2 separate regions of the Homo sapiens genome follow, and region 1 is linked to region 2. A link is an interaction called in ENCODE POLR2A ChIA-PET data of the cell type or tissue named here. Cell type or tissue: IMR-90. All regions are shown on one strand. Each heading gives the region's core, and the rest is flanking DNA. Links, peaks and the distances in the headings are about the cores only. Region 1 overlaps LINC02345 (long intergenic non-protein coding RNA 2345). Region 2 overlaps SPRED1 (sprouty related EVH1 domain containing 1).

Region 1 (16,038 bases), core at 5,361-9,360, 220 kb after region 2:
GAATTTTTATTAAGATTTATTAATAAATACATTTAATTTAGTTTGATTAGAATTATAGCTTTAGCTTGGCCTAAAACTGCCCCACCTTTCTGGGATCCTCCCTTCAGTTTTCTGACTCTTGGGCCACATGTGTATTTAGTTCTGTGACAAAGAGCCCTGGCTCCTTCAGGCACGATGCCCACATCATCAAGGTTAGAGGCGATTATAACTGATATGGGTTGCAGTCTGTTCCTGTCCTTGTAAATTCCGGATTGTACTTGCTCACTCCTACTTTCTATCTTATCTTCTCTTCCTGAAGACCCATGCTGTGGACTTCAAGCTCCAGCATCAGGCACAAAGACAACAGCCTTACAAAGACTTTTTAACCAGCCCCCATTGTGTAAGTTCAAATCTCCATAATAAATCCACTCCTCCCAAGCAAAACACACACACACACACACACACACACACACACACACACTTCCTAATGGTTTTGCTTCTCCGATTGAATTAATATTACTAATATTAATGTTGTTATGCAGATATCAAAGACCTAGGTAGGATTGTCTCAAGCTCTATTCATTCCCTGTAGAAGTCCAAAGTCCTCCCTAAGTTTTCTCCAAATTCTGTGAAGTCCACATTTTCACGGTCATTTTTGGCACATCTAATTTGCACAAAAGACCCTACAAAGCACTTGTGAGTATAATGTATTTATTAAAACTTTTGGTGGCATGAGGAGACAGAAGTGCAGTTCATGTTGAAACAAAAATAATTTCAAATTTAACTTGACTCATCTTTATTTGTAAAATGTTTCTCCACTATCCCATCCTTAGCGAATAGATACCCTTCCCTCATCCTATAAAATCCCCAGCTTCACAACAGCTCCTCGGTGCCTCTCTCCTTCCCCTTTTTCTCTTCTGCTTTCTGTTTCTCCCAATACTCCCATCCTCTTGTTTTCAAGTGCAGAGAAGCTTAACTATCTCTCTTTTCTTTTATGCTAAGATTATTGTGGATGTACGTCCATGTCCTCAGGATCTAACCTTCTATTCCCGATGGCTATTGTTCCAAGTCAAATACTGTTGCAATAGTTAAGAAAACAAAAATGTTGCCTGGTTACAATGGTAACAGGAGCAGGAAGCATACATTTAGTGCTTACTATGATCCAAACTCCAAGGGCTCTTTATGTCTTGTCTCGTGAGATTCCTACAAAAATTCAGTGAAGCCTGGCATTATGAGTCCCATTTTAACAATCTTGAAATTAGATCATAGAAAGTAAAAAAAACACAAAAGCAACTACAAAACCTAATATTTATTGAGTTCTTATACATCAGGCACTGTTTTAAGCACTAAATGTGTTTTGTTTTTAAATTGACTCTTCACAACTCTACTAGTTAAAAAAATTATCCCCATTTTACAGATAAAGAAACTGAGACACAAAATTAGGCAATTTTCTCACAATAAATAAAAAGTGGTACTGTGTATGGAAACCAGGCTGCTTGAATCTGGAACTCAGAATACCGTCTGACAAGGTAAGAAGGTGTTTAAATGTTTCTCATGTAGTCAGTTTCCTAACTCAACTTCATGACACCTTTCCTGGCTGACCGAATATTTCAACCATCCTTACGTTTTATATTTTTCATCGCTGTTTAATTTTTTCTCCATGGTACTTAATACTGACACATATTTTACTTATTTATTTTTTTTAAATTTTCTGTCCCCACTACCAGGATGTAAACTCCGTGAGGGCAGGGACATTTCTGTCTGTTTTACTCACGATTGCATCTCCAGGGCTGATAGGAATGCCTTTCACATAGTAGATGCTCAATAAGTAGTTACTGAATGAATCAATAAATGAATATATGCATGTATGAAAAGCTGCTTACACAGAGGACAGGGCCTTCTTATTAGGTTTTGCAGATACGTCAGGAAAACCCCCTTTGAATGGAGTTTGAAAAAGCTCTAAATTGGTGGGCTTTAAATGTGATCAAACTCATGTTGGGAGACCTTCAAATACTGTGCTCATTTTCAGGCCACCTCATGTTCCCGTCTCTTCTCTGCCTCCCCTAGGTGTATGTGTTTAAATCTCTCCATCCTGGTTTAACAGCCTTCTCTGTGGGCCTATTCTCTAGAAAATTCTTTGACTTGCCAGTTTACTTTTCCCATTTATAAGATGGAGATAATTTTACTTCTAACAACTTCAGCAGGATTTGGAAGAGATCATTGAGATGATAGGAAACCAAACAAAGTATTGAATCTTGGGAAGACTCTGGCTATAGAAACATAAATGAAAATTAAGATAAAATCCTTTTAAAAAATTATTGTTAGAAATTACCTAGCATGTAAATTTAGAATTTTTTTGTGTTTGTTTAATGAGGAAGTTACTTTTTCAGTTTGATTTTCTATTTAGGTTGGTAAAATGTATTAAAATTGTATCATGAATTAACAGCAAAGATAATATCTACTTATTAATTCAACAAACATTATCAAACATTTTTTATGCCAGACACCATTTTAGTATTAAAACAGCAAAAATGTCAGTGAGAAAAACAGAACCCTGGATTCTTGTATCATTCACAGAGAGATGTTTTTTAGAGATTGGTTATTGTATTAGCTTGTTAGGGTTGCCATAACAAAGTACCACAGACTGGGTGCCTTAAACAACAAAAACTTAGTTTCTCACAATTTTAAAGGCCAGCCATCTGAGATCAAGTTGTCATCAGGGTTGGTTTCTCCCGAGGCTTCTCTCTTAGGCTTGTAGGCGGCCATCTTCTTTTTCTGTCTTAATGTGATCTTTCCTCTGGGCCCATCTATGTCCAGATTTCCTCTTCTTATAAGGATATCAGTCGTTGAATTAGAGCCTCACCTCAATGACTTTGTTTTAACTTCATCGCCTCTTTAAAGCCCTATCTCCGAATACGGTCACATTCTGAGGTACTGGACATTAGGGCTTCAATATATGAATTTTTGTGAGGACACAGTTTAGCCCATAGCACTTCTTGTATTGCCAAACTTTTTGGGTTTCATTTTACTTGTTTAAAATAACAGTGGTGCTTTCTATACATACCTGTTATTAACACATCACTTAGTGGTTTTCTTTCTTTATGAGTATTGCAACCAGGTGGAAATAAACCTAGCTTTGGGAGTGACAGTAATATTATCAGAGGTCCTAGATGGACCAGACTTTGATCAGCATTACACAAACCCACCTAAATGGACAAGGGAACTGTTTTCTAAGATTTAAGCTTTTTGGAAAATGAGTATTGTACAGCTGAGCATTTCTTAAAGGGACTACTATAATTATTGGACCATACTAAACTTTTGACTAGATGGAATTCAAAGTTAATTTTCCTCTGGCCAACCAATGTGTAGAAACTCGGAAGACAAGTTACAGGCAAAATAGAGGAGTTAGATCCCAGCACCATCATTATTGTTGTCAACATCATTTTTACCATGTCACAGTGGGTGCTTTTACTGTCTTTTCCTCTCCTTGTTCTACTTTCTTCCCAACAAGTTTGTGAGCTGCTTGTGGGTAGGAAGTAGTTTAAGACTGTTGTCCATGTCCATTTATGCTTTGCATGATGCTGGGCACAGAGCCGGGGCTTGGTAAGCACTCATTGACCAACTGCAAGCTGTTTGCTGAGCCTGACAGTCAGAGGAATGGTGGTGGAAGAAGGATAGTAGGGAAGGGCATAGTTGACTGGCATGGCACAGCGAAGAGTGAATCCGTAGGTGGTTATGGCACTCTTGGCCTTGATCCAGCTATTGATGGATGTCACTATGGAGTTCTGATGAGAAGAAAGAGATGATTTTGTAGCTGCATGAAAAATGAGCTTCAGAGCAGGATTTCTCCAGTTTTATGAAATACAGACTTGTCATGATCTGCAAAGGATGTGAATTATTAGTTTCTCCTCAGCTTTAATCCACACATCACCATAGAAAACGCAAATGGTGGCGAGTGGGTAGGGAGAGAAGTGGGATCAAAACCGAGTTTCCACTTATTTCCTCTGACAATGGTTATAGTAAAACATTCTGACTAGGAAAAGATTAATCTCCGTTTGCAAAATTAAAAAGAAAACAAAAAACATGTGGAAAATATTATGTTGATGCATGTTTTGCTGAACAGATGGTGACGGTCCACAAACTTCTCAAGGATTTCCCTTCGAGGATGAAAGGAGAGCATTTTAATTTGGCTGAGTAACCTAGAGTCACTGAATCTGTTATGATCTTGTCTGTCTCTTCTTACGGAAATCCTTTTTATTGCCAAATTATGGATTTTTCTTCCAATAATTTTTAACAAATTACTTTAATCTGGAATACCCAATTAGCACACAAATGTGATGTTTCTTTTTCTGCTAGTTTAGTGTTTTTCTACAGGGAACACCTTATCTTTGTATTTTTACATATTTATGATTCTCATTTTGAGTCCCTGAAAGCACATCAGCTATAATGTGGACTGGCCACTTATTCAAATATTTGTTTTACAGCTGGGGAAACCGAGGGCTGGAGGCTTCTGTGACCCTCCTCAACATTTCACAATGAGTCACAGCTGAAGAAACATTAGAAATGGATTTCTTGACTCTGAAGTCATTGACCTTTCACTAGCCTTTTTAGAAACTGTGATTCTTGATGTACTTGAACCTATTTACTTGTGTATTTTCTTTTTTTGTGCTCTCTCTCCTTTTTGAAGAGTCTAAAGAAGACATAGGGAAGAGATTTTCCTGTAGAGATCCCCCTGATTGCTGGTTTCCTTTGAAATGAAACCACAGCTTTTCAAGTAGAACTTCGCAGAGGTTTATAAGAGGAGTCTGCTACACAGCTGGAGGAGGAAGAGGAATGATTGGTTATTAATTTAGCACTGTCCTTATGTCATCAGTCATTTCTTCTATCGGGACATTTTCTTCACTAGAAAAGAAAAAAAACGTTAAAATTAAGGACAGCAAGCAGCGGCTGTTTACCATTGATTGAGGTTTGGAGACAGGTGTTTAGGATTTTATTTACTCTGCTGCTCCCTAATGACTGCGCTCCTGTTTCTTCTTTTTCTGAAAAAACTTTTTTTTTTTTTTTATTTTTCTGAGACAGCATCTCATTCTGTCACCCAGTGCTGGAGTGCAGTGGTGTGATCACAGCTCACTACAGCCTTGACCTCCTAAGCTCAAGCGATCTTCCCACCTCAGCCTCCTGAGTAGCTGGGACAAGAGGCATGCACCACCACACCCACCTAATTTATTTTTATTTTAATTTTTTTTGTAGAGATGGAGGTCGCACTGTGTTGCTCAGGCTGGTCTCAAACTCTGGGCTCAAGCTATCCTCCTGCTGCGACCTCCCAAAGTGCTGGGATTACAGGCTAGAGCCACCGCACTGGGCCTAAAAAACAAAAAACAAAAACAAAAATCTTAACGTATCTGTCCTCTATCTAGACTCATCTAGACTGCCTCCATGAGATAGGCGGCCTTACAGCGATCCAAGTGAATCTGGGCCGGTCTTGTTGATGCTGAGGTTCGGTACCTGGTGCTGATCAGGGAGAGATGACTTTAATCTGCATTGATTTGTAATTCCAATGTACTCCAAACCTCTGAATAGGCCTGGAGACTGTCACCTGGAGCTGCACTAGCTGGCTGATTCTTCTTTCCCTTATTTAATGATCCTTATGGATAATTGGAAGGTTGTCCTAAATACAATGGCCACTCTTCAATTATTGTACACATCCCTTTGGTCTTTATTTTCTGTTTTTATTTCTTCTCTCAAATATTCTTGCATACATTCACACTTTACTCCTATAGTCTCTACTGCAATTCATTGCTTAAAGCTTTCTAACACCAGGAGTAAAAGAAGAAAGAAATGTTCTGCTGCTATTAACATGAGCAGCTCAAAATAAATTTGGAGTGTGAGTGTATTAAAATCCAAACACTCTTATGAATCTCTCTTTCCGTCTCCAATTTAGAGTGAAATATCAGGAAGAAACGAGGAGAAAAGTAGTTGATTTATTAAGTAGTTCAGTAATGCAAGGTGGTTTGCACAGATCATCTCATTTAATCCTCACAACCCTGTGAAGTGATTACTATTATTAGCCTCATTTTGCAGACGAAGGGACTATTAGCTTGTCAGCTCTACTGAGGCAGTACTCTCATCTTTGTATCCCAGGGCCTGGCATGTGATCCTTAGCTCAGTGTTTAATAAGTAATTAATGAATGAGTGGCTGAATTCTCCCCAAATTTATCCATTTTGACCCCTGGATCTTTATCACACCTAGCTTTTCTTTTCCACCTTGTCTTTGAAGTCTTTCTTTCCTCCTTCACTATTTTCCGTTTCTCACCTCTTGCCAAAAAGAGCTTGAGGTGATTCGCAAATATATACATATGTATAAATATACATGTATTATTCAACACTATAAAAAAGAAATGAGGCAATCAGGGAGAGTTTGCACATGTTATTTTTTCGTCTCAGATTTAGCTTCACTTGCCTTGACAAAGAAATATCATTCAAGGTTTTTACTGCGGATTTTCTTACATTTAGACTAAATATATAAGTTGGTTTTCAAAGGTGCTGGCCACATATACTGTTCCCTTGTGTTGATATTTCAATGTCTTATGTCACCTGAGATGGCTTTGGTGAAACATTTCTAGCTGTCCTTCATACTACCCAGTTGCCAGTCAAAAATTAAGCAACTTATATGGGGTCAAAGTTTCAGGTAATTTACCCATCAGATGGTTGTATATTTTCAAACTGTGCTCCAAAGATCTCTGAAAGTTCCATAGAGTTAAGTCAGGACAAACTTGGAGGATAAATTAAGCTCAGACATTGAATAGGGCTCTGGGTTCCATGTCTTTACTTCAAGCAGAGAATCTTTATTTTTATCCTTTTTGTATTTGGGTTCTCTTTTGAAAATTTATTTTCAAAATAAGGATAAAAAGCCACAACTCTACCACTTTATTCCATTTTTATTCATGTCTCATTAAATGTCCAAATCATTAGACTAAGTCCAACATCATGTATTACCTAGTTCTGTTTTCTTTAGAAGCTTTGAAAAATCCATTTCATCCTCTTCCCTTTTATCCAGTATTCAAATATATGCTGACTCTGTAATTTTTCTGTGTCATCTTTTTAATGCCTGGCTTAAAAAAAAGAAGACATGCAAGTGAAATCAAGAAATGACTCAGAGGCCAACATTTATTTAAGGAATTCCTGAGAATGTACTATGTGGTCTGCAGAGACATATGCACATTATACATAATGCACTTGGACTCTCTAAGGTAACTGGAGGTCTTAAAGGCGTAAAATCTAAATATCTTGAAATTAAAACAAAACTCCAGAGCTGCTCCACTTTTAGGTATCAATGGCTCCTGTCTGAAAGGAATTGAATTTGAGTGCTTTTGTGTTGGTCCTGAGGACGAAGGTATTGGTTTCTTAGAAAGTCCATCTATGGTAAAGTATCGCTTCCCTCCCTCTGATCGACAGTCTTGTGTCTCAGTCCTCTTTGTCTCAGGTAATTGATTAGGTTGTCAGTACTTTGCAAATATCTTGCTTAGCCCCAAATACCAACTGCTCTCCACTTGTTTCCTTCCATTTAATTCTCTCGTCTTAAACAACCAACATAGTTTAATTAACCTCATCTTGACTTGCGACAAACTATAAATAAGCTATATTTTCCATGGGTTCCTAGAAGGTCCAGGGCAATAGACTTAGGGACACCCCTGGGAATTTTATAGCAAGATAACCTGGAACCTGTGAGGACAAACAAAAAACAAAAACCAAACTCCATGGTGAGAATAACTAGATTCGGGGAAAACAAAAACAACAAAACAAAACTCCAGAGGGATATGAACTTGCAGCCTGTTTGGGCAACAGGTTCCTAGTTACACATTTTTCAAAACTGTAAAAATTAAGCAAGAAACTCCTTCCACATTGTGGACTATATATACTAGCAAAACCAGCTGTAAAAGCATTCTGAAACTTAGGTTTGGGGTGGAGAGAGAGAAGAGTGTGTGTGCACACGCGAGGGTGTGTGCGGGTGTGCGTGCGAGTGTGCGTGTGAGCATGTGTGAGGTGGATTACGAGAGGAGTGAGAGAGAAGACGGTGATAACTTTTAAGAGGATGATTTGGAAAGTGGCCTGCATGTTAATTAATCTTTAGAAAAGTGCTGAGCCCTGGAAAGTCCCAGACAGTGGAATCTAGCTAAGTTTAGCAATTCAAAGGGCAGCTGTGAAAGGGAAAGGGGGTTCCCAAAGGTCAAAATGCAGACTGAGGAATGTGGAGAAAAAGAACCCTCTCCATTTGTTTTAGGGCTTGGGGAAGGATGAAATATTAAGGTCTATTTAAAATGTACAGATAGTGGCAGGACGTGGTGACTCACACCTGTAATCCCAGCACTTTGGGAGGCTGACGCGGGTGGATCACCTGAGGTCAGGAGTTCGAGACCAGCCTGGCCAACATGGTGAAATCCTGTCTCTACTGAAAATACAAAAATTAGCTTGGCGTGCTGGCACATGCTTGTAATCCCAGCTACTTGGGAGGCTGAGGCACAAGAATTGCTTAAACTTGGGAAATCGAGGCTGCAGTGAGCCAAGATCATGCCACTGCACTCCAGCCTGGGCGACAGAGCAAGACTCTGCCTAAAAAAAAAAAAAAAAAAAAAAAAAGTACAGATACCCAGGTTGTGTTTAGCTTCTCTTGACTCTCTGGCCCTTTTGGTGACATTCCTGTCCACTAGTATCTGCTTGTGTCTCCACCCCTCATCCGTGTGGTACTGGCTTCATAAAACATAAGGGGCATGGTCACCTCTCAATTCTTGTCTTAGGATGGGCAGCTTAGCCTATATGCCAGGCTTACTTGATCAGTAAGCCACAGATATGTGTTTAGCATATGTATTCATATGCCAGGCCCAGTACATGGACTATGAAATGCAACCAGCCTCTGCTGGTGACTTTGGACTGATAATCTTTAAATATCTGTTTTAACTATTATTTAACTGGGGCCATGGAATTGCTTGTGTGATGGGCAGAATTCCAAGGTGGCTCCAATACGCTTGCCCCCGGTATCACTGTGCTTGTTATGTTAGTTTATGTGGCAAAAGAGATTTTGCAGGTATAATTATGGTTATTTATCAGTAGACCATAGAAGAGATTATCAGGGTGGGTCTAATCTAACCATATTACAACTTAGAGTGTTCTCCAGCTGGTCATGGGAAAAAAGTCAGAAATTCGAAGCAAAAGAAGGATGTAAATGCCACTGTGGGCTTTGAAGATGAGGGAGGCGAATGCAAGGAGCAGAGATCAGCCTTTAGGAGCTGTGAGCAACTCCCCACTGAGAGCAAGGAAGGCAGGGACCTCAGTCCTACCAATCATAAGGAAATAAACTCTGCCAACAACTTGAATGAGCTTGTAAGTGGATTCTTCCCCAGAGCCAAGCTTTGATTTTAACCTCCTGAGATTCTATCTAGAGAAACCAGTAGAGACCCTCTGGACTTCTGACTTACAGACTGTGAGATAGTAAATGAGTATTGTTTTAAGATGCTAAGTCTGTAGTAGTTTGTTATGCAGCAGTAGAAAATGAATATAAGGCCGGGTGTGGTGGCTCATACTTGCAATCCTGGAACTTTGGGAGGCCAAGATGGGCAGATTACCTGGGGCCAGATGTTCAAGACCAGCTTGGGCAACATGGCAAAACCTTGTCTCTACAAAAAAAAAAAAAAAAAAAAAAAAGATACTAGCCAGGCATGGTGGCCTGTAGTCTCAGTCTCAGCTACTGGGGAGGCTGAGGTGGGAGGATCACTTGAGCCCAAGAGGTCGAGGCTGCAGTGAGCCGAGATCGTGCCACTGCACTCTAGCCTGGGCAATAGAGCGAGACCCTGTGTCAAAAAAAGACAGTCAGACAAAAAGTCAGACAGACAGAGAGAGAGAGAGAGAAAGAAAGAGAGAAAGAAAGAAAGAAAGAAAAGAAAGAGAAAAAGAGAGAAAAGAGAGAGAAAAGAAAGAAAAGAGAGAAAGAAAGAAAGAAAGAAGGAAAATGAGTATAGCTCATTTCCAGAGTTTCAGTGCAGCCCATAGTTGTACTGTGCAATTTGCAGTGTCATGAGAAAAGGTTTATGAGGAGGTTTTATTTGTTTTTAGTTTAATTTTTTTTTGTTTTGAGGCAAGTTCTTGCTCTGTCACCCGGGCTGGAGTGCAGTGATGCGATCACAGCTCACTGCAGCCTCAATTTCCTGGGCTCAGGTGATCGTCCCACCTCTCAGCCTCTCGAGTAGCTGGGATCACAGGCATGAGCCACCACACCTGGCTAAGTTTTTGTAGTGTGTGTGTGTGTGTGGAGAGAGAGAGAGAGACAGAGAGAGAGGGATGGTGTTTTGCCATGTTGCCCAGGCTGGTCTTGAACTCCTGGGCTCAAGTGATCCTCCCGCCTCGGCCTTCCAAAGTGCTGCGATGACAGGAGTGAGCCACCACGCCCAGCCTTAGCTTAAGTTTTAAAACTTCCATTTGGGCTCTTGTCAGTTTTGTTGGGGGCAGTCTACGGCAGACACCGTTGGCTAAGTATTCCTTGCTTAAGGGACCCTAACTTTTTTCCCCCAGTGCAGATCCTTTGATTCCATGGAAGGTATGCCCAAGTCTAAGGTGAGCAGGCTTCTTATCCAATTCTGGCCAATGAGATTTAAGTAAAAGGCTGTTGAGGGGCTTTGGGAAAAATTTTACTTCTTGATATAAGAGACAGAGGCTGAGAAGAAAAGCTCTGCATCACACTACCACCTGCTTCCTGCCTTCCAAGGTGATGTGATGATGTGCTGCAACCATCTCGTGACTATGAGCAGGAGGCCACGAGAATCACAGAGATGCTGACTTAGGGCCTTGATGCCTTGGAACCAATGCTACTACTCACACCTAGATTTCTGTTAGAGAAAAATATTTTTATTTGTTTCATCTGTAGTTCATTGAGTTTTAATGGTTTATAGCTGAAAGCATATCTAACTGATAGAGAATTTGGGTCCTGGAAGTGGAATACTGCAAGAAACACACTTTTTGTTAGGTCAGAGTGGAGGTTGCGGACTCAACTGTCAGGCAGGAAAACCTTCGGTATAGCAAAATATTTAAGCAACCATTGGCCTGATCTGTCTTATAATGCAGACCACAGGTTGACTAAGGTTAGAGTGGCATGGGAAATGAAAGGAAAAATTCAGGATGTTCCTGTGTGTTGGGTTACTTTAATGGCTGTTAGCAAAAAAAGTCTTACTATGAGAGGCAAACTTAAATTAGATAGGTAATCTCTAATCAGAGAGGGAAGAAAGTATGACTGCTGAGAGAGATGCTTTCTAACTGTGACCTCCAGTCTAAATGAACAGAATTCCATACTTTGTAGGGTTGGAGAAGGTGTCTTTGATATCTCAAGTTAAAACAAGCAGAGGTGGGAAAGTGGCATCTTTAAGACTGATAAAACTGGAGATTTTTTAGCACAAAAACCTGATTGTGTGAGTTAAATACCGAGAGGATTTAGAAGAGCACAGGATCTAGCTGCAGAGAGACAAGGATTCTTAGCCTCAAAGACTGTCTAGACGAGATCTTTAGCTGTGGTTACTAATGCAAGGAATTGACCAGACACAAATAGACGGAATCTACTGAGTTTTTGAGAGGAACTTTATTGCTTAAAGATACTCCAAGCCTCACCAACAACTGCATGTAATTATTGAACCCCAAAGGCAATCTTTAGGTATCTGAATTTGTACGAACACGCAGAGGTTGCTAACATTTGAGAAATTTCTCTTGAATGCTCATTTCAGAAACAGGCATTAAAAATAGTGATTAAGGCATATCTTACTAGAGGGAAGAACCAGAGGCTATGGAAGAAAAATCAGGAGAGTTTCGTCAAGAATAGAACCAGGAATTGTCAGATTGACTAATCAAAGACTGTCTCCATTGAGAGGGCAGGCATTTCTCACTATGTCTTTCTAACAGGATGAAGTATATGCTAGCAAATATTAAAGATTAGTCTTTTCCAACAATTGTATATTAGATATGTTGGAAGCAGGAAACCTGATTTTTGGAGAAAATTTCCACACCTGAAAGAACTTATCTCTGGACCAAATGAAGATCGAACATTGTCTAGAGATACTAGATTTGGATGTGAATGTAGTAGTTAGAGGAATGTCATAGTTTTCCTTCCTTAGGGAGAAGGGTGAGTACACCTAAAAACTGCATGTGTAGGAAGAAGGATGTGTGTGGATGTCAGATTGCCAAAGGGCTGGACTGTGACAGACACTGTGAGCTGGCTACATAAAAGCACTACTTACCCAGCTTTCTTCTATATTAATGATCTTAGTCATCCACCTCCACACTCCCTGCTCCCCACCCCAGCACTTTTTGGACAGAATTCCCTTGATTTCAGGAACAGTGTACTTAGTCATAAAACCTGGTGTGGGCATGTGATCCAAATCTAACCAATAATACAAAAGAAGATGCCTTCTAGAAGTTTCTGAAGGTAAATGGTCCCACTTTTGACATGTTATTAAATTGCTAAACTTACAACAGCAATCACCTAAGTCTAAATTTGTTATGTGAGATGAAATAAATCCTTATTTATTTAAGTCACTATTTTTGTTTATTCTTATTTCTTGTAGGCAAATATTTGTTACAATTATAAATTTACATTTTTATCGTTATGTAAATCAGGGAGTTGCCAACTTATAGTGTGTGGGTCCAGTCCAGTCCACTGCCTGTTTTTGTAAACAGTTTTGATAGAATATAGCCATTCCCATTCATCTATATAGTTGATGGCTGCTTTCACACTACCGCAACAAATTGAGTAGTTGCAACAGAAACCACACAGCCTGCAGAACCTAAACAAATTCCATCTGACCCATTATAGAAAAATTTGTCAACTCCTGCTCTAAAGAGTCACATATAGAAATCAGTTTAAGTGGGATAAAATATCACTTATTTTAATAATATTTTAGTACAGTCTCTCCCAAACTTGCCAAGCATATGAATCAGCTGTAGCCTTTGTCATACTTACGTATTTCAAGATCCTGAACTAAGTCTACTGAATCAAAATATTCAGTGGCGAAATCTGGGAATCTGTATTATTAACAATTTCCCCACAAGAATCTTTTGACCAGGCAAGTTTGGAAAATGCTGTTATAGATTGGTGTCATGGGCAGCTGCTTATCTGGCCCGCCATTGAATTTATAACTAGCTCCTGCCTGTAATTCACTGAAAGAGTGCTGGTATGACCAGGAGACTGAATAAAGATTCTCTGAGATCACAGAGGCTTGCTTATGAAATGAAATACAGTGAATAGGAAGATTTTGATGTAGTAAAAGTTGCATCAGCTCTGGAAATGAGAAACCTGGGTTCAGGTTCTAAATCAGCCTCTAATTAATTATTTGATCTTGGGCAAGTTTCTCTCTAGAATCTAAGATTCTCAACTGTAAAAACCTCAGTAGGAGGGGATGTCTCCAAGTTGCCTTTTTAGATATATGAATGTCAGACTCAGAAAGTAGGAAGTGCCTAAGGAAGAAAGACAAATATAGTTTCTCTGTTTCTTGAAATTCTTGTCTTCTTGATCAGGGTTCCTCAATCCTGGTTGAACATTAGACTCACTATAGAGCTTTAAAAACACGAGTGCTGTAGGTCTTACCCAGAGAGTCTGATTTCATCAGCTGGGAGGAGAGCCTAGCCATTAAAATAAAAGCTTTCTAGATGATTCCATGTGTTCAGTCAGATGGAGAACCACCATCTAGACGATAATGGATTCTTTTTTTCTATTTCCTAGTCAAGGGTTATGTGTACATACTAGTTTCACCATTTGGGAAACACAGTAAGTAAGAAGAGAAAACAAGATCAGTAGTTCTCAAATACTGGTGAGTCAGGAAGGCTGCAAAAAATTATGAGGAGAGCCTGCTAAAAAATATAGCTCTGTAGGCTCCACCATTAGATTCTGCTATAGCAGCTCCAGGGCCAGGAAATCTATATATTTTTTAATTCCTCAGGTCCTCCTAATACACAACTGGTTTGGGAACCATCGGGCCCAGTGATCTCTGATGCTCCTTCCAACTTGTAGGATGTGAATTTCTGTGCTTAGTTATATAAGAGGTAAGTCACAATTTTAAGAATATTTTAAAAAGGCAATTGGTACTTCAAGATTAAGATATTATAAAAGGAATGTTATCAGCCAATAGGAATGGGCCTCAGTCAGGTGCTCGTTGATAAAAATTTGCTTACCTGTTTTACCCTCTCAGAAAGAGACATAATGATGTGCCCAAACAGTTTAATTATTTGCCCTCGGGAGTACTTGAAAAGGTTCTTCCTTTGGCCTCTTTATTTGCAACTGTAAGTTCTAGTTGAAAAGAACTAAAACGCTTCTCTCAAATGAGTTAGATGTAGTTTATCAAACTATGTATTATATACAGCAAATTGCAAATGAAATAAAGTATGGTCACAATCTGGTCTTGTATTTACTATTAATCCCTTTAAATTCTGGTGTTAATAATTCCATGCACTCATTCATTCTTTTGTTCATTTAGTCATTCACTCAGTAACGAATTTAAAGTTCTAACTATGAGCCAGGAACTGTTCTAGGCCCTGGGGATGGGGACACAGCAGCGAACATGAGTCTCCTTCCTTTCAAAGCTTACATTCTACTTGGGAAAGTTGGTAATAAATAACTAAAGTATTACATGATGTTAATTGTTAAGGAACATAAGACAATGTAAGGTGATAGAAAGTGGCAGGAGCTGGATGACAGTGTTATTTTTTATAGGTAATCAGGGAATGCTGCTCTGTTATGGTAATATGTTAGCAGAGACCTGAAGAAAGTTAGAGAAAAGTCATGGTGATATCTGGGGAAAGCGTATTATACAGAGGAAACAGCCAGTGCAAAAGTCCTGTGGCAGGAAGGTACTGGGTATGATCTAGGATCAGCAAGTGGCTACAGTGGCTTGCATGGAGTGAGTAAGGGTGGGATGTTGGAGATGGGTCAGAGAGTAGCAAGCCGTCATCATGGGGGCTTGACAGGCCAATTTTAAAGGCTTTGTATTTAACTCTGAGAATCAAGGGTGGATCCAGGATTTGTAGGGTTTGAAGCTTATAATCCTGAGGCTTTCTATAAGTAAAAGAATACAAAATTAGCTACGAACCTAATACTTATTTGGAATGAAAAAAATCATAATAATATCAGTTTTAAAAGATACTACACATACCACAAAATCCAAAAAAAAAACCCAAACCGTAATAATTTTACTAACTGTGACACCTCTCTGTATTACTTTTTTCTCCTTTTTTTTCTTTAAAGGTATAAACAAAGTTAGTTGCATTACTTTTTCCCTCTTCATTAGTTTACACTGAAATAACTGATTATTCATATTATTTTCTAACATCATTTTCTATAGGAAGAACTGAAGATAATTCAGTCTTTAGCTTGTTGGGACAAAATTTATCTTTTTATTGTTGATTTCATGGAAAAAACCTTCTTTAATTTTATAACTCATTACTGCTAATGCTATGTATGTTTTTTAGAATTGTCGTCAATTTGAGAAAACTTTTCTCAACTTTCTTTCTTTATATGACCATAAGATTTGTAAGAATTTTCTGTGTACTCGCTTCTGGCTGCATATATTTCAACCCCCTTTTCTCCTCTACTAGCCACATATTTCTGGTATGATGAAGACAAGTTCTTATTTTATAATCTCAGGCTGTGAACTTTAATGTCACAACATAGATTGGTACAGAGAATGGCAGAAGTATTCCTGGAAGCCATTCCAACACCAGGAAAATTTTTACACTGAAGTAACTGTGAACCACAATAATACATCCTACTAACCCAAACTAAATGCTTCTCCAATTCAACTTCTCCTTCCCTGGGCCCTAAAGTGTCTGTCTATTCTCACACCACTTGACTTAAAGAGAAATGTGACAGAGGGAAATAAGCAATAAAGAGCTTTGGTAAAAATATCTCATATTTGCAAATTTTAAAAAAAAATGACCACATGAGCACATTGCCAGAGCCCCTTCCAGGGCCTTGGAAGAGCCCTGTGCAATGAGGGGCCCTCAATCTGCAGATTTATTAGCTTCAAGAATGAT
Region 2 (16,038 bases), core at 4,913-8,912:
CAGGAGACATTTCCCATCGCTATTAGGAAATGGGCATAGATAAGAATTTTCAAGTGTTTCCAAGATCCCCAAACTCAAACCATCCTACCACTGCTTATCCATCGACATCAGTGGCTTTTACATCAGACAAAGGTGGAGTAAATCAAACATACCACCCATGGCTTCTTGAGTAGCATGAGGAATGAAATAAGAATTTTTTTTTTTTTTTGAGACGGGGTCTCGCTCTGTTGCCCAGGCCAGAGTGCAGTGGCACAATCTCTGGTCACTGCAACCTCTGCCTCCCCGGCTCAAGCAATTCTCATGCCTCAGCCTCCCAAGTGGTGGGAATTACAGGTGCCTGCCACCACGCCAGGTTAACTTGTGTGTGTGCATGTGTGTGTGTGTGTGTGTGTGTGTATTTTTAGTAGAGATGGGGTTTCAGGATGTTGGCCAGGCTGGTCTCAAACTCCTGACCTCAAGTGATCCACCGGCCTCAGCCTCCCAAAGTGCTGGGATTACAGGCATGAGCCACCGATTCTGGCCAGAATAAGAAATGTTAACTTAATGAATGTAAACCAACCAACACTCATTCCCAGAAAGATGTATTTATGGAACATGCATGGAGTATTATGGACAGTATATGAACTCAGTGATGCTGGTGTCCACTGGACTATGACAACTTCAGAAAGCTTCAAATTAATCCCTTAAAACAAGTAAAGCTTTTTCACTCCATAGATAAATAACCACAAAAACATACCTTCTTTAGCAATAAAATCGGCTTTACCCTGTAAGAGCTCATACTGAACTAGGTATCGACTTTACATCTAGAAATTTCAGGAACTTCTGTAAGTGAACATGAACTGAGTAAATTCCAAAGGATTAATTGGGGTCAAAAATTTCTTCTTCATCCATAAATCCCAAACTTTACAGCATGTCTCTAAAGCTATGTATTTTATATATTTTTATACAAAAATGTACATTTCTCAAAGGGTGGAAATGTAAGAAACAGAGCAGTGTATGACATGCATAAAAATCAAAAGGCCAGGCACGGTAGCTTATGCCTAATCCTAACACCTTGGGAGGCTGAGGAGGATCACTTGCAGCCAGGAGTTTGAGACCAGCCTGAGAAGCATAGCAAGACCCTGTCTCTACAAAAAAAAAAAAAAAAAAAAAAAATTAGATGGGCATGGTGGCACACACCTATAGTCTTAGCTACTAGAAAGTCTGAGTGGGGAGAATCGCTTGAGCCCAGGAGTTTGAGGTTGCAGTGAGCTATGATCACACCACTGCACTCCATGCTGGGTGACAGACAGAGACTCCCGTCTCAAAAAATCAAAAAAACAGAACTTAGGCAGTTGTAAGGAACCTAAAAGATCTAGACTAATCTGACACACTACACAATACTTACTCCTTTTGCAAAGATGCATGGATGATCAATCTTTTCACTCTCCATTTGAAAATAACTATAGGAAGCTCCCAATTTCACAAGATAGTCCATTCCATCATCAAACAAATCACATCAGTAGGAAGTTCTCTTTTGTATAGAAACAAAACTTACTCCCCCACCTTTTTTTACTTTCATCCACTGATTCTAGTTTTACTTTCAGGGACAAAAGAGTCTAAGTTTACTCCCATTATTATATGAGGTTTTCAATTATTTGAAGATAACTAATATTTCAGTGATCAACTCTTCTCCAAGTTCAACCTGACCAGTTCCTACAACTTGTCCTCATTTAATGTAGTTTCTAAATATATCATCACACTGGTGGGTTATGAATTTATCACAATGGTTACATATGTACTGGAAAAGAATAAATAATAACCTTTGAGATATGGATGTTTAGGTGATGAGCTAGGCTCACCCACTAGCAAAGTGATTCACTGTTTTCTCTTTTAAGGTATTATCTACTTTACAATTACATATTCTGAATGAAGATCTATAGAGTTCACAAGTAGTTATTTTTAAGTTATAAGAGATGTTAAATTTCTACTCATTCATTCTAAATTGTGGTTTGGCAAACAAGGGCTTTTGATTATCAAAGAAAACAGTTTGCTGATCCACATATACGCTTACTATCTCTATTAGTACACTGCCTAACCAAATGTCCTAAGTAGCCCCAAGCTAAAAATCACATTTTTAAAATCTCTTATCTTTAGATAAGATAGATTTAATGGTCTAACTCAATTATAATTATCTCCACAAAAAACAATGGATTTTTAAAAATCTAACGCAAAGATGATATCCATGTCAATTCTGGATAAGGATATAGATAAGGTTATCTTTTCTGTACCTTTCTGTATTTTTCAAATGTGTAAGAGTAAACAAGCAACTCATCTATAAGCTAAATAATCAATCTACTGCCAATACCCTTCTGGCTATCATGAGAATCTGAATAGTGTTTTTGGAGATTTTCATTAACTTGCTGGAGGGATTCATGAAGAGATTCTGACAAAAAACATTATTATACTATTGTGTTCCTTTAAGGAGGCAAATGAGGTATTTCTCTTCCAACTTATATTACCTACACTTTAAGAATCAGTGTTGATTACTGATATCAATGATCCCTAAAAATAAAGAAAAAGATGACTTCCCAAACAAATCATTTCCCTTTAAAGACACTGGGGTTACCAGGGGCAAAATTATAGGAAAAAATTGACCAAGGCAACATTCAGTGGAAACAACACTGAACTTACAGTCATGAAGACCAAGTTTCCACTGAGACTGACACATGCAACTGTAATAGTTCCAGCAAGTTATTTTATCATTCCAAGATGTAGCACCCTCATCTATAAAATTAAGGAAGAAAAGATGCTAATCAAAGCCCTCTCCTAATCCAAACTTCTTTGATTCCATGAAACACTGAAGACTCCTAAAATTATCCTAGATAGTCCCCCATAAGTGTTTGTCATGTATTACCTAGTTCTTATTCTACATTAGGAACTTTTAATGTCTCCTTGCAATGAATTACTACTACTACTACCACTAATATTAACACGCACTCAACACTTCAGTATTTGCTATGTGCAGATATGGTTCAATGCTTTACAAGGATTATATTTAATCCTGATGATTATCCTCATTTTACAGATGAGGAAACTATGGCTTACAGAAGTCCAGAACCACATAACTGGTAAGTAAAAGAGCTGGACCTTGATCTGGGCAGAAGCAACTCAAAAGTACCAATGGAAGTTTACTTCAGAGGTTGTGATTAGAATAGGATAGCACTGTTTGGCACAAAACCACATACACACATCCTCTTTTGATTGAGATGCTAATTTGCAACCTGATAAGATTAAGAAAACAAGAAATAATATTCTGCATCCACTCTTAAGACTAAATTTTAGTAAACAATCTAAATTGCAGAGCTATAGCCTACATAAATCATGGCCTTTGACTCATACTGGTAATTGCTCTACAGAGAAAATTCAACCATATTTAAAGTACAACAATAAGAAAATGTGGTAGAATTCTTCTTGGTCACTGACTAACATTCAAATATGGTACGATCATATCGTGGGTGTACCATAGTTGTAGTATTTGTGGGTACCACATCCACAGATTCAATCAACCTTGGATGCAACCAACCTTGGATCAAAAATGTAGTTAGGAGGCTGGGCATGGTGGCTCACGCCTGTAATCCCAACACTTTGGGAGGCCTAGGAGGGTAGGTCATGAGGTCAGGAGTTCGAGACCAGCCTGACCAACATGGTGAAACCCTGTCTCTAGTAAAAATACAAAAATTAGCCAGGCATGGTGGTGTACGCCTGTAATCCCAGCTACTCAGGAGGCTGAGGCAGGAGAATCACTTGAACCCAGGAGGCAGAGGTTGCAGTGAGCTAAGATTCCGCCACTGCACTCCAGCCTAGGCGACAGAGTGAGACTTCATTTCACAAAAAAAAAAAAAAACAGTGTAGTTAGGTTATAATGGTTGTGTTTGTACTGAACATGTACAGACTTTTTTTTCTTTGTCATTCTTCCTTTAGAAATGCCGTATAACTATTTACACAGCATTTGCATTGTATTAGGTATCATAAAAAACCCAGAGATGATTTAAAGTATATGGGAGGATGTGTGTAGATTATACGCAAATACTATATCATTTTATATAATGGACTTGAGCATCCATAGATTCTGGTATTTGGTCAGGGGTCATCCTAAAACCAATCTCCCACAAATAACAGTAAGTGTTAATCTGTAATGTACACAAAAAGTATACAAAAAGGAGTGATAATTTCTTTCTTTTTTGGAGGAGGAGACAGGGTCTCTCTGTGTCATCCACGCTGGAGTGCAGTGGCACAACCATGGCTCACTGCAACCTCCAGCTCCCAGGATCAAGCAATCCTCCCACCTATGCTTTCAGAGTAGCTGAGACTATAGGCTCGCACCACCACACCAGGCTAATTTTTTAAATCTTTGGTAGAGACAGGGTTTCATCTTATTTCCCAGGCTGGTCTCAAACTCCTGGGCTCAAGCAATCTGCCCACCTGGACCTCCCAAAGTGCTGGGATTACAGGTATAGGCCACCACTCCCAGCCAGGAGTAATAATTTCTAAGAGCTCTCTAGTAACAAACATGAATTTCTGTCTTGAGAGTTTTCTGTTTTCATTACTGCTAGTGAATAAACACACACACAAATAGTTCTACCTTCTCTTATTTCTTACCTGTTTTCATTTATAAAATTTGATGTTAAATATCTAAGATATAATTAATCCTATATTACTTGCCATTAATACATCCTTACATTAATTTAAACAAATTAACAAGCAAAAAACAAATATCCCCATTAAAAAGTAGGCAAAGGGTATGAAGACACTTAAAAAAAAAAAGACATACATGAACAAGCATAAACACATGAAAAAATGCTCAACATCACTAATCATTAGAAGAATCCAAATCAAAACCAAAAGATACCATTTCACACCAGCAGAATAGCTATTCTTAAAAAGTCAAAAAATAACAGATGCTGGCAAGGATATGAAGAAAAGGGAATGCTTATACACTGCTCATGGGAATGTAAATTAGTTTAGCTTCTGCAGAAAGCAGTTTGGCGATTTCTGAAAGAAGTTAGAATTATTATTCAAGCCAGCAACTTCATTACTGGGTAAGTACCCAACGGAATATAAATCATTCTACCATAAAGACACATGCACATGTATGTTCATCACAGCATTATTCACAATAGAAAAGACATGGAATCAGCCTAAATGCCCATCAATGGCAGACTGGATAAAGAAAACATGGTACATGTACACCATGGAATACTACACAGCCATAAAAAGGAATGAGATCATGTCCTCTGCAGCAACATGGATGGACCTGGAAGCCATGGGTATCCTAAGTTAACTAATGAATGAATAGAAAACCAAATATCTCATGTTCTCACTTATAAGTGGGAGCTAAACATTGAGTACACATGGACACAAAGAAGGGAACAGACACCAGGGCCTACTTGAGGGTGGGAGGAGGGAACAGATCAAAAAAACCACCTATTGAGTATTATGCTTATTACCTCAGTGACGAAATAATCTGTACATCAAACCCCGTGTCATAAAATTTACCTATATAACAAACCTGCACGTGTAACCTTGAACCTAAAAGTTTTAAAAAGTCCTTATACTGACACAAGAAATTTTAATAAATTTACTTCTCTTAATGTAGAAGCAAAGATAAGCTTTATGAATATTACTATCATTTTTTATAAAGATAGACCCCAAACTATCATGATGACCCAGAAAAGAAATGCACACCAAGCATTAGCCTGCTATTATAAACTAGCACAAAAATATATCCACCTCTTTTTACTTGTGGATACTGATCACTAACCTAACACAACTTTATAGACCAGAAGAATGTTCCATAAGTTAGTAAAATGATACTGCCATAAGACTTCTTTAGGATAAACTACAGTGTTTCATAAATCAGGCAAAAACTTTAAAAGGACAGGCTCAAAATGTGTAAGTCAAAAAATGTTTAAACAGAATAGACTTACTCACCAAATCCTGAACATGAGAATTAAAATGATACTTGAAAGCCTGAACAAAATACATCCACAATAGGAAGAGTATTTCACATTGTAGGTAGCATAAAAATTAGATTTAAATCCACCTTATAATATTTATTACGCCTTGGGTGAGTCAATTTAAGTCTGTTTGCTCACCTGAAACATGGGAAAAATAAGACCAACTCATGAAGCTACTGTGAGAATTAAACGCAACAACATAAAGTGCTTAACTGTGGTTAGCAAATATGTATCATTTAATGAGTGTATAATGTTACAATTATGAAACAATATCATTTAACGGGTGTATAGTATTACTCTAATTATGAAATGATAGTGCACTAAAAGGAGGTACATGTAAACAAATGCTATATATATAACACTTCCGCATATTTATATAATATAAAAATCCTAAGTCATTTGAATTAATGGATAATGACATAATTTACAATTGTTATACACCTACCTCTACCCCTTAAATATGTATCTAGGGAAAAAGAGCCACAGTAAAAAAAAAAAAAAAAAACATTCACAGCACAATGTCTCCTAGTACATATGCAAATACTCACATACCAGCAATGTTTGGCACACTGCCTTACACATAGCAAGCATATGATAAATATTTCTGGCACTGCAATGACTATTTTTTGCATTGAAATAACTGTATCTATTATTAATAAATAATTTTCTTGAATCTATTTTAATTAGATTGTGTCCTGTCCTTGTCCGGCAAGACAAATGACAAAATTAATGGAAAAGCAAATGTTAAGAAAGGAATACTACAGTACCACAGGAGAGTAAGTGGAAAGAACCCAGACTCCACAATAAGAAGGTCCAAGTTTACATCCCAACTGGATCACCTTACCTGGGTATTGTGAATAAGACTTTTAACTTCAGCTTAGTTTTCTCCAACTGTAAAGAGGGTTAATAACACCACCAGCGGCGGGGTGCACTGGCTCACGCCTGTAATCCCAGCACTTTGGGAGGCCGGGGTGGGTGGATCACGAGGTCAGGAGTTCAAGACCAGCCTGACGAACATGGTGAAACCCCGTCGCTACTGAAAATACAAAAATTAGCTGGGCATGATGGTGCGCACCTGTAGTCCCAGCTACTTGGGAGGCTGAGGTACGGGAATTGATTGAACCTGGGAGGCAAAGGTTGCAGCAAGCCAAGATCACGCCATTGCACTCCAGCCTGGGAGACAGAGCAAGATTCTGTCTCAAAATAATAGTAATAATAATACCACCAGCCTCATCCCAAAGCCAATTAGCACATCTAGCACCCATAGAGTAGTTTCTAAATACAATTCTCCAATAAAAGGAACTAGAGCTTCTTTAAGTAATGGGATGGTTCCAAAGCTGGGCAAGAAAAGCATGAGATGAGCCTGGAGCATCTTATGATACCAGAAAGGACGTGCTGAAAAAATGAAGGGATATGTCAAAAGGACATAGAAACAGACTTCACGGGGTTCCCAATGGCCAAGTCTGGGACAACAGAGCATAAAAATGATGACAGTGATGGATTATAATTGATACTAATACTTAAATAAATGTGAGAAAATAAGGCTCTTCTATAAAATTCCAATTAATAAAAGCAGAAGGAATGACGGAAGTAGAAAAAAAATCATTTGGCAAACATCACAGTAATTGTTGCAGGCAAGAATCATCAGCAGATGCTAAAAATAGTAACAAGTGAATGACAGAAAATAGGATATTTATTAGTCTCAAACTATCTTTTCAAAAGATGCTTATTACAAAGTGAACAGTTACAAAACCTGGCAAAACAAACATCTTCTTAACCAAATGATGAAAATTTACCAGTAATGGGATATATCAACACCATCCACCTGTTGAACTGATGCACAAGGATACCATCACTCTATAGTATTGTTGCCAAAAACATGTAAGTTGAATTTAGGAACATTCTACAAAATTCCTGGCCAGTACTCTTCAAAAGTGTCAAGGTTATAAAAGACAGGCTGAACAGCTGTTTCACCTTAAAGGAGACTAAAGAGACATGACAACTTAATGCAACATCATTTATCATATCCTGAACTGGAAAAAGGACATTAGTGGAACAACCGGTGAAATTTCAATAATATCAATAGATACGAATATTGCCAGTTGATAATAATATTGTATAGATCCTAGTTTCCTGATTTGGCTATGTAAAACATTTTAGGAAGCTGCCTGAAGGATATGTGCATTCTTTGTATATTTTTTCTTACTCCTGTAGGTCTAAAATTATTTCAAAGTGAGAATAAATATATATGTAGTTTCATAAATCTCACAACTGCTTTGAGAATCACATGAGATAATGCACATAAAGGTGCTCTGTAGATTCTAAAGTAATACACAAATGTTAGCAGCTTTCATTATCATTTCCGACTCTGGTGCTGCAAGATACCTGACACTTCCTGTTGGCAGTTCCCCCCAGTACACCTTCCAGTCTGTGGGAAGAAACAAAATTGTTAACTGGTCCTACATGTAGAATTTTGGTTCTAAACCAAGGGTATCCAAGGGTGCTTAAACTTCTACTCTAAAGGGAAAAACTTTTTCTAAAAATGTAGTCTGACCATTTAAAAATGAATCCTGTCTCCCTGTCACTGTGATCTTAAAGTAGACTCTAAGCATAAGAATTTTCTGAATAAACACAGCAATATGAGGAGGACTCGCTCATAATTACCAATAATGGCCACATATCTTTGAATAACTCTTTAATATGTGATAGTGAAAAAGTTCTCAAGATTATCTAGGTTGTCAAAATAGAAGTAGTGACGGGATTATTTAAACATGCTTGTCTGTCATTTCTTGTCTTAGCAAGTCTTTAGTATAAATAACTGAAGGGAAAGGGAGAAATAAACATAGTTCAGTAGGTTCATGACAACTTATTTAAGGAGTCGGGAACCACCACCGTGTTCTTCACCTAAAATCCTCCCTTCGTCTTCCAATCAGAAATCCGGGCAGTTTGGGCCATTTACATGATTTAGAATGACACATCTCATACATCTCATGCCAGACCCAACTGGGCTAATTATCATTTAGCTACAAATTATCATTTAAATTTAAATTATCATTTAGCTACAAATTATCCATTTTCAAGCTCTTGCTAGTGAAGGGAATAATTTTTTTAAAAACACTAAAGTCCTACACATCCTATAGGAAAAAAACTATTATTCATATATATATATATATATATATATATATATATATATATTAATAATACATAAAAATAAAAATTAAGGCTAAGGTTAAAAAAACTTAGTTCATGATATTCATTTGATCCTGAGCTCTATGTTGTTAACAGACAATAAATCTTTAACCCTTCTTACACAATCTATCATGCCATACAAACTTCAAAGTGAATCAAAAACAGTTAAGATTGTAGCTACTTAGATCACAAGACTACTACTGAACTATAAAGTTAAGTATAACACATAAAGATGTTTCTTCAAAATGAGGTAATTTACACATGGTGAAAGGTAGGGGTCCAGTTTCATTCTTCTGCATATGGCTAGCCAGCTATCCCAGCCATATACAAAAATTAACTCAAGATGGATTAAAGATTTAAATGTAACACCACAAACTATAAGAATCGTAGAAGAAAACCTAGAAATCACCATTCAGGACATGGGCCTTGGAGAAGAATTTACGACTAAGTCCTCCAAAGCAATTGTAACAAAAAAATTGACAAGTGGGACCTAATTAAACTAACAGCTTCTGCACAGCAAAGGAAACTATCAACAGAGTAAACCTACAGAACGGGAGAAAATATTCATAAACTATGCATCCAACAAAGACATAATATCCAGAATCTATAAGCAATTTAAATAACTGAACAAGCAAAAAACAAATAACCTCATTTTAAAAAGGGCAAAAGACATAAACAGACACTGCTCAAAAGAAGACATACAAGTTGCCAACAAACCTAAGGAAAAATGCTCCATATCACTAATAATCAGAGAAATACAAAACAAAATCACAATGAGATATGCCATCTCACACTAGTCAGAATGGCTATTATTATAAAGTTAAAAAATAACAGACTCTGGCAAGGTTGCAGAGAAAAAGGAACACTTACACAATGCTGGGAATGTAAATTAGTTCAGCCACTGTGGAGAGCAGTTTGGAGATTTCTCAAATAACTTAAAACCAAACTACCATTCGAGGTCGGGCACAGTGGCTCACACCTGTAATCCCAGCACTTTGGAAGGCTGAAGCAGGCAGATCACCTGAGGTCAGGAGTTCGAGACCAGCCTAGCCAACATGGTGAAACCCCTGTCTCTAGTGAAAATACAAAAATTAGCTGGGCGTGGTGGTTGGTGCCTGTAATCCCAACTACTTGGGAGGCTGAGGCAGGAAAATGGCTTGAACCTGGGAGGCAGAAGTTGCAGTGAGCCAAGATTGCACCACTGCACTCCAGCCTCAGCAACAGAGCAAGACTTCATCTCAAAAAAAAAACCTAGCATTCGACCCCTACAATCTCATTATTGGGTATATATCCTAAAGAAAATAAATTGTTCTACCAAAAAGACACGTGCACTCATGATCACTGAAGCAAAGACATGGAATCAACCCAGATGCCCATTAACAGTGGGTTAAAGAAATGTGGTACATATATACCATGGAATACTATGCAGCCACAAAGAAGAACAAAATCATGTCCTTTGCAGCAACACGTATGCAGCTGGAGGCCATTATCCTAAGTGAATTCAGGCAGGAACAGAAAACCAAATACCACTGTTCTTACAAGGGGGAGCCAAATATTGGGTACTCCTGGACATAAAGATGGGAACAATAGACACTGGGGACTACTATATGGCAGGAAGGAGGGAGGGAAGTAAGGGTTGAAAAACTATTGGGTACTATGCTTACTACCTGGGTGACAGGTTCAGTCATACCCCAAACCTCTGCATCATGAAATATGCCTTTGTAACAAACCTGCACATGTACTCCCCAAATCTAAAATAAGAATGGAAATTTTTTTAATGAAATAATTTTTATTTTCAGCAGTTTTTCTCACTCTCCTGGGAAAAATGTATTTCCTCTAGCAGGGAATCAATATCTCTAAGTCCTTTTTTACCAAAGAACCAATCAATCATTTACTTCTAACATTAGGTTGAGAACTGCACGATGGAAAGATCTAGATTTTATTCATCTCTAAAGCCTACTGTCCTAACACCTGGAACAGAGTAAGCTTCAAAAATGTTAGTTTCTATCCTTTCTCTAACATATAATAAGTGCTCAATAAATGTTAGCTGTCTCTATTTCATTAAGTATCAACATTAATGACTGTCAAACCTAAGAGCAATGTAAAATCCAGGAGATGGACTAAATGTGACTACTAAGAAATGCTGCAACATCCTGATCTCCATCTGTTTGGCTGTTTCTATTAGCCCAGCATTCCAATGCACATGTGTGATTGATCCTTTAGGGTCTGCTGCACTGAAACATTTAATTACCACTAAAATATGCAGCATACACATGACTTTGAATTAAAAGACATTTCCTTACTGAAACAGGTCTAAACACTATTTTCATAGAATCTAAACACTTTAACATCTGACATTTAGATAATATCACACTTTGGCATGATACACGGATAATTAGGTATTTATTATTGGGTCTAATGACTTTGTCGCTCAATAATTATTAAGTAAATTCTCATATCACCAGAAGAATCATTTTTATATAATATTTATCTTTAAAAACCCAGTGTCTAAAAGGTAAAATAAAGCAAAACAAACAAATGAACAACAATCTATGGTTCATCTAGCAGATCATAAAGATGATTAGCTTTACAAAGCACTACCTCAAAGGTATCAACAAGAAATGTTTAAAGAAAACATTTCACTCAGTTCAAGAGACATATGTACAAAAGCTGATATATGAAGATTAGTATACTAATTAGTATATATACATACATACATACATTTTTTTAATTTAAAATTCAACAAGTATTAAGAAAGGAATAACTTCTCAATTTAATTTAATGCTGATTTGGTTTGGCTCTGTGTCCCCACTGAAATCTCAGGTCGAGTATGTAATCCCCATGTGTTGAAAGAGGGGCAGACTACCCCCTCGCTGTTCTTGTGATAGAGTTCTCAGATCATCTAGTTGTTTGAAGTGTGTAGCACTTCCCACTTGGCTCTCTCCTGCTCTGCCTTGCTAATACTTGCTTCCCCTTTGCCTGCCACCATGATTGTAAGTTTCCTGAGGCCTCCCTGCCAAGCTTCCTGTATAGCCTACAGAACTGTGAGTTAATTAAACCTCTTTTCTTAATAATTACCCATCTCAGATGGTTCTTTATAGCAGTGAGAACAGACTAATATAAATGCCATGTCTGTGAAACAACTAAAATTATCTTACATACCAGTGGCAAATTCCACATTTTGGAAAAAGCTATGCTACCTCAAGTTACCTCTCCATGAAAAAACAATTAGAAACTTTCTTCAGCAGAGTGAATGGAGAACATGTCATAGTTTTCAAAAAAGGTGTTGGGCTTGAAGGAATAGAAATGTTCCAGATTTGGGCTGGGCATGGTGGCTCATGCCTGTAATCCCAGTACTTTGGGAGGCCGAGGCAGGCAGATCACCTGAGGTCGGGAGTTCATGACAGCGTGGCCAACATGGTTGAAACCCCGTCTCTATTAAAAATACAAAATTAGCCGGGCATGGTGGCACACGTCTTTAATCCCAGCTACTCGGGAGGCTGAGGCAGGAGAATCACTTGAACCTGGGAGGCAGGGGTTGCAGTGGTCTAAGATCGTGCCACTGCACTCCAGCCTGGGAGACAGAGCAAGACTCTGTCTCAAAAAAAAAAAAAAAAAAAAGAAAGAAAGAAATGCTCCAGATTTGTGCCATCCAATACAGCAGTCAACACTGGCCACTTGTGGCTATATAAATTAAATAAAATTTAAAATTTAACTCCTCAGTCACTCAAACCACTTCAAGTACAGCCAAATAACTATATAGTAGCTACCATAGTGGATACCACAAACAGAATGTTTCCATCATCACAGAATGTTCTATTGTACTCACTGCTTTAGATTCTCAAAGAATTCTAATAAAGCCCAACTGGCAGCAAATGGAAGTAAAAATTTTAGCAGATAACAAAGGTAGTATCTTTCAGTAAAGTAACAAACATTTGGAAAAAACAGTGAGAGACAATGAATTAAATGCTAGTAGTAAGGGCCAGGCATGGTGGCTCACACCTGTGATCTCAGCACTCTGGGAGGCTGAAGTGGGAGGACCACTTGAGCTCAGGAGTTGAGACCAGCCCGGCTGGCCAACAAAATCAAGACCCTGTCTCTACAAAAAAATTTAAAAATTACTGGGCATGGCGGCAGGCACCTGTAGTCCAAGCTACTCAGGAGGCTGAGACAGATTAATCACTTGAGCCTGACAGTTCGAGGTTAGCGTGCTGTGATTGTGCCACTGCACTCCAGCCTGTGTAACAAAGTGAGAGACACTGTCTCTTAAAAAAAAGTTAGTACTGGCTGGGTGCGGTGGCTCACGCCTGGAATCCCAGCACTTTGGGAGGCTGAGGCGGGCAGATCACAAGGTTAGGAGATCCAGACCACCCTGGCTAACACACGGTGAAACCCCGTCTCTACTAAAAATACCAAAAAAATTAGCCAGACATGGTGGTGGGCACCTTAGTCCCAGCTACTCAGGAGGCTGAGGCAGGGGAATAGCGTGAACCCGGGAAGCGGGGCTTGCAGTAGCCGAGATCGCGCCACTGCACTCCAGCCTAGGCGACGGAGCGGGACTCTGTCTCAAAAAAAAAAAAAAAAAAGAAAAAAGTTAGTACTATAAATATGATTTCTGTTTCTACAACTCCTTTATAATCTGATGATTTCAAAGACTGAAAATGTACTGAGGTAGATAGGAATCCCTCTCCAACTAAGATGATATGGTTACTATTAAGGAATGAACAGTAAAAACTTAGAAAACAAGGTTAAGAGACTGAAGCCATACACTTTTAACACAACCTGTGAAAAATCTTTTAATTACCTTACTTTCATTAACATAAAGCAATAAGGAAAGTATGCTCAAATAACACAGTATTAACAATATCTTTTTAAATGATGGGTCCTGTATGATGATTTATCATTTACTATACCCTGGTCACTTTTAAATGTTTAGGCTATTCCCCCACCCCCTACATGGTCTCAACATCCTTGTGAATTTGTTTGGGAATGACTGGTAGTCACAAGGGTAAGTGTATCACGCACACACATAACTTTTCACAAAACAACTTAGACTTACTGTGACAACACACAGGCTGACTTTGGTATTCTATTCCATTCTACATGGAAACATAATGCTGATGGAGACCCATTGCCATTGAAAAATTCCCTGTTCTAAACTACTGTGAAGTATTTGGGATGTTGTTCTCCTCTAAGGATGTACCTCCGTGTTGGTAGTGAAGATTCACATTTATGTTCAGCTTATTTCATGAAAATAAGAGATAATACTAAAAGGCATAGGATACTCACAAGAGTGGGTTTCAAGGCTGAGCTGTGAGGGACTGCAGAAGAATTCAGAATTGAATTGCTGTAGCTAGAGTAGAGACAGCAAATGTTATTACATCATTGCTTTTTCAGATGTCTTCACTGAAGTGCTCCAAATGATATAGCAATGTATTGCAAATTAATCTTTTATAAGTATATAATTATTTGTAAATCCAGTAAACTAACTCAGAGTTATGTGAACACTGAATTCTAATCACTAGGACAGTTGTTTTCCCAATATGAAATGTTTTTAATTATGTGTATTAGGAAAAGATGGAAAGCTTTTTAAACACTAAATCTTTTCATATGTATATCCTATGGGCATACGTGCGTGTATGTACACTGCTGATGTCAAAGTGTCAAAATGCAGAATGTGTTTGTTACTGTGATGCAGTCAAAAAGTCTGAAAGCCATTGTTTTAGGGCATAGGCTTTGGAATCATAAGACTTTACCAAGTATGTAATCTTTGCCAAGTCATTTAACTTTCCTGCACCTCAGTTTCCTTGGCTTTGTAAATGGGAGTAGTAACATTATAACAAACACTTACATGGTTATTATAAAGACTAAATGCATGAAATGATTTTAGGCCAATGCTGTTACTTACTCATATATGAGCTGTCATTTAATTATGTACTGAGAGCTACATAAAACCACAAGGTACCAAAGAACAAAAAAGGAATCTAAGAAATTTAAGAACAAATTTCATTACAAATAATCCACGATAGAAAAAAATGTGAATTTTCAGAAGTGGCAGTTCATATTAAGAATTTTAAAAAACCACTTGTACTCTTTGACACACTTATCCCACTCCTGTAAATTTATCTTAAGAAATTTTACTAAAGAGAAGAAAATATTTATATGCAAAAAGATGCTCCTTAAAAATGTTATTTGTAATAGCAAAGAGCTGGAAACCTAAAGTGTTCTTTAAAGAGATAACAAGTAGGTAAACTTTTGGTAAAACAATGTGAAATATTACAGTACTAAAATGATTATTTAAAAACTAGATATACGCCTAAGTCTTTATATTAAGTATATCAGGTGATATACTTAATCAGGTAAATAATATGTGTATGTACACAAGCAAAAATGTGTATGGAACTAGATGCAGTTGAAAGCTGTGCTGGGTTTTTAGTTGATTTCTTTTGATGTAATTATTGCTCATTGTTTTCCTAAAGGATTTTAGCTTACTTTCATTTTTTTCCTTATACCACCTGACTAAATCTGAGATAGGGTAAATGCAAAAATTGGATGATCTGCTATTAGCCAGTAATTGTAAGTCAAATTATGCTTCTTATGTGTTATATGCTAGGGCCTAGTACACAAAACACAGTTCGGACTCAAAAGCAGTAGAGTCTATATACAACATCCAATAATTTTTTTTTTTTCTTTTTGGCTCACTTAGAAGCTCAGTTTGCTTGCTCTTCAAGTATCAAGACTAGGAAACATTGCTAAGGAAAACTAAGGTGGCTAGAAGCCAGTCTGTCTCATCCATCTCTCGCCACTCTCCTTCTCTTTAAAAATGATAATACAAAGTTGAAGAATATCC

Evidence for each region. ChIA-PET counts read pairs that join two places held together with the same protein. Peaks named below come from ENCODE experiments on the same cell type or tissue, not always from the same donor. Only the 100,000 strongest peaks of a DNase experiment are listed, where the experiment ranks them.
Region 1: POLR2A ChIA-PET joins it to region 2 with 8 read pairs; 2 of 35 experiments call an interaction of 5 or more read pairs at or near these places.

What each region holds. Positions count from the first base shown.
Region 1 is chr15:38,050,948-38,066,985 of GRCh38, reverse strand. LINC02345 (long intergenic non-protein coding RNA 2345) reads right to left here. Exons shown (of 4, transcript NR_120330.1): 3 at 6,976-7,091; 4 at 4,646-4,795. Among named protein-coding and RNA genes, the nearest start is that of LINC01852, 14 kb to the left of the region's middle. In IMR-90, for the core only: no CTCF peak of the experiment used is centred there; a DNase peak (open chromatin) is centred at 7,155.
Region 2 is chr15:38,266,677-38,282,714 of GRCh38, reverse strand. The region is part of intron 1 of SPRED1 (sprouty related EVH1 domain containing 1); the gene reads right to left. Among named protein-coding and RNA genes, the nearest start is that of SPRED1, 22 kb to the right of the region's middle. In IMR-90, for the core only: no CTCF peak of the experiment used is centred there; a DNase peak (open chromatin) is centred at 6,554.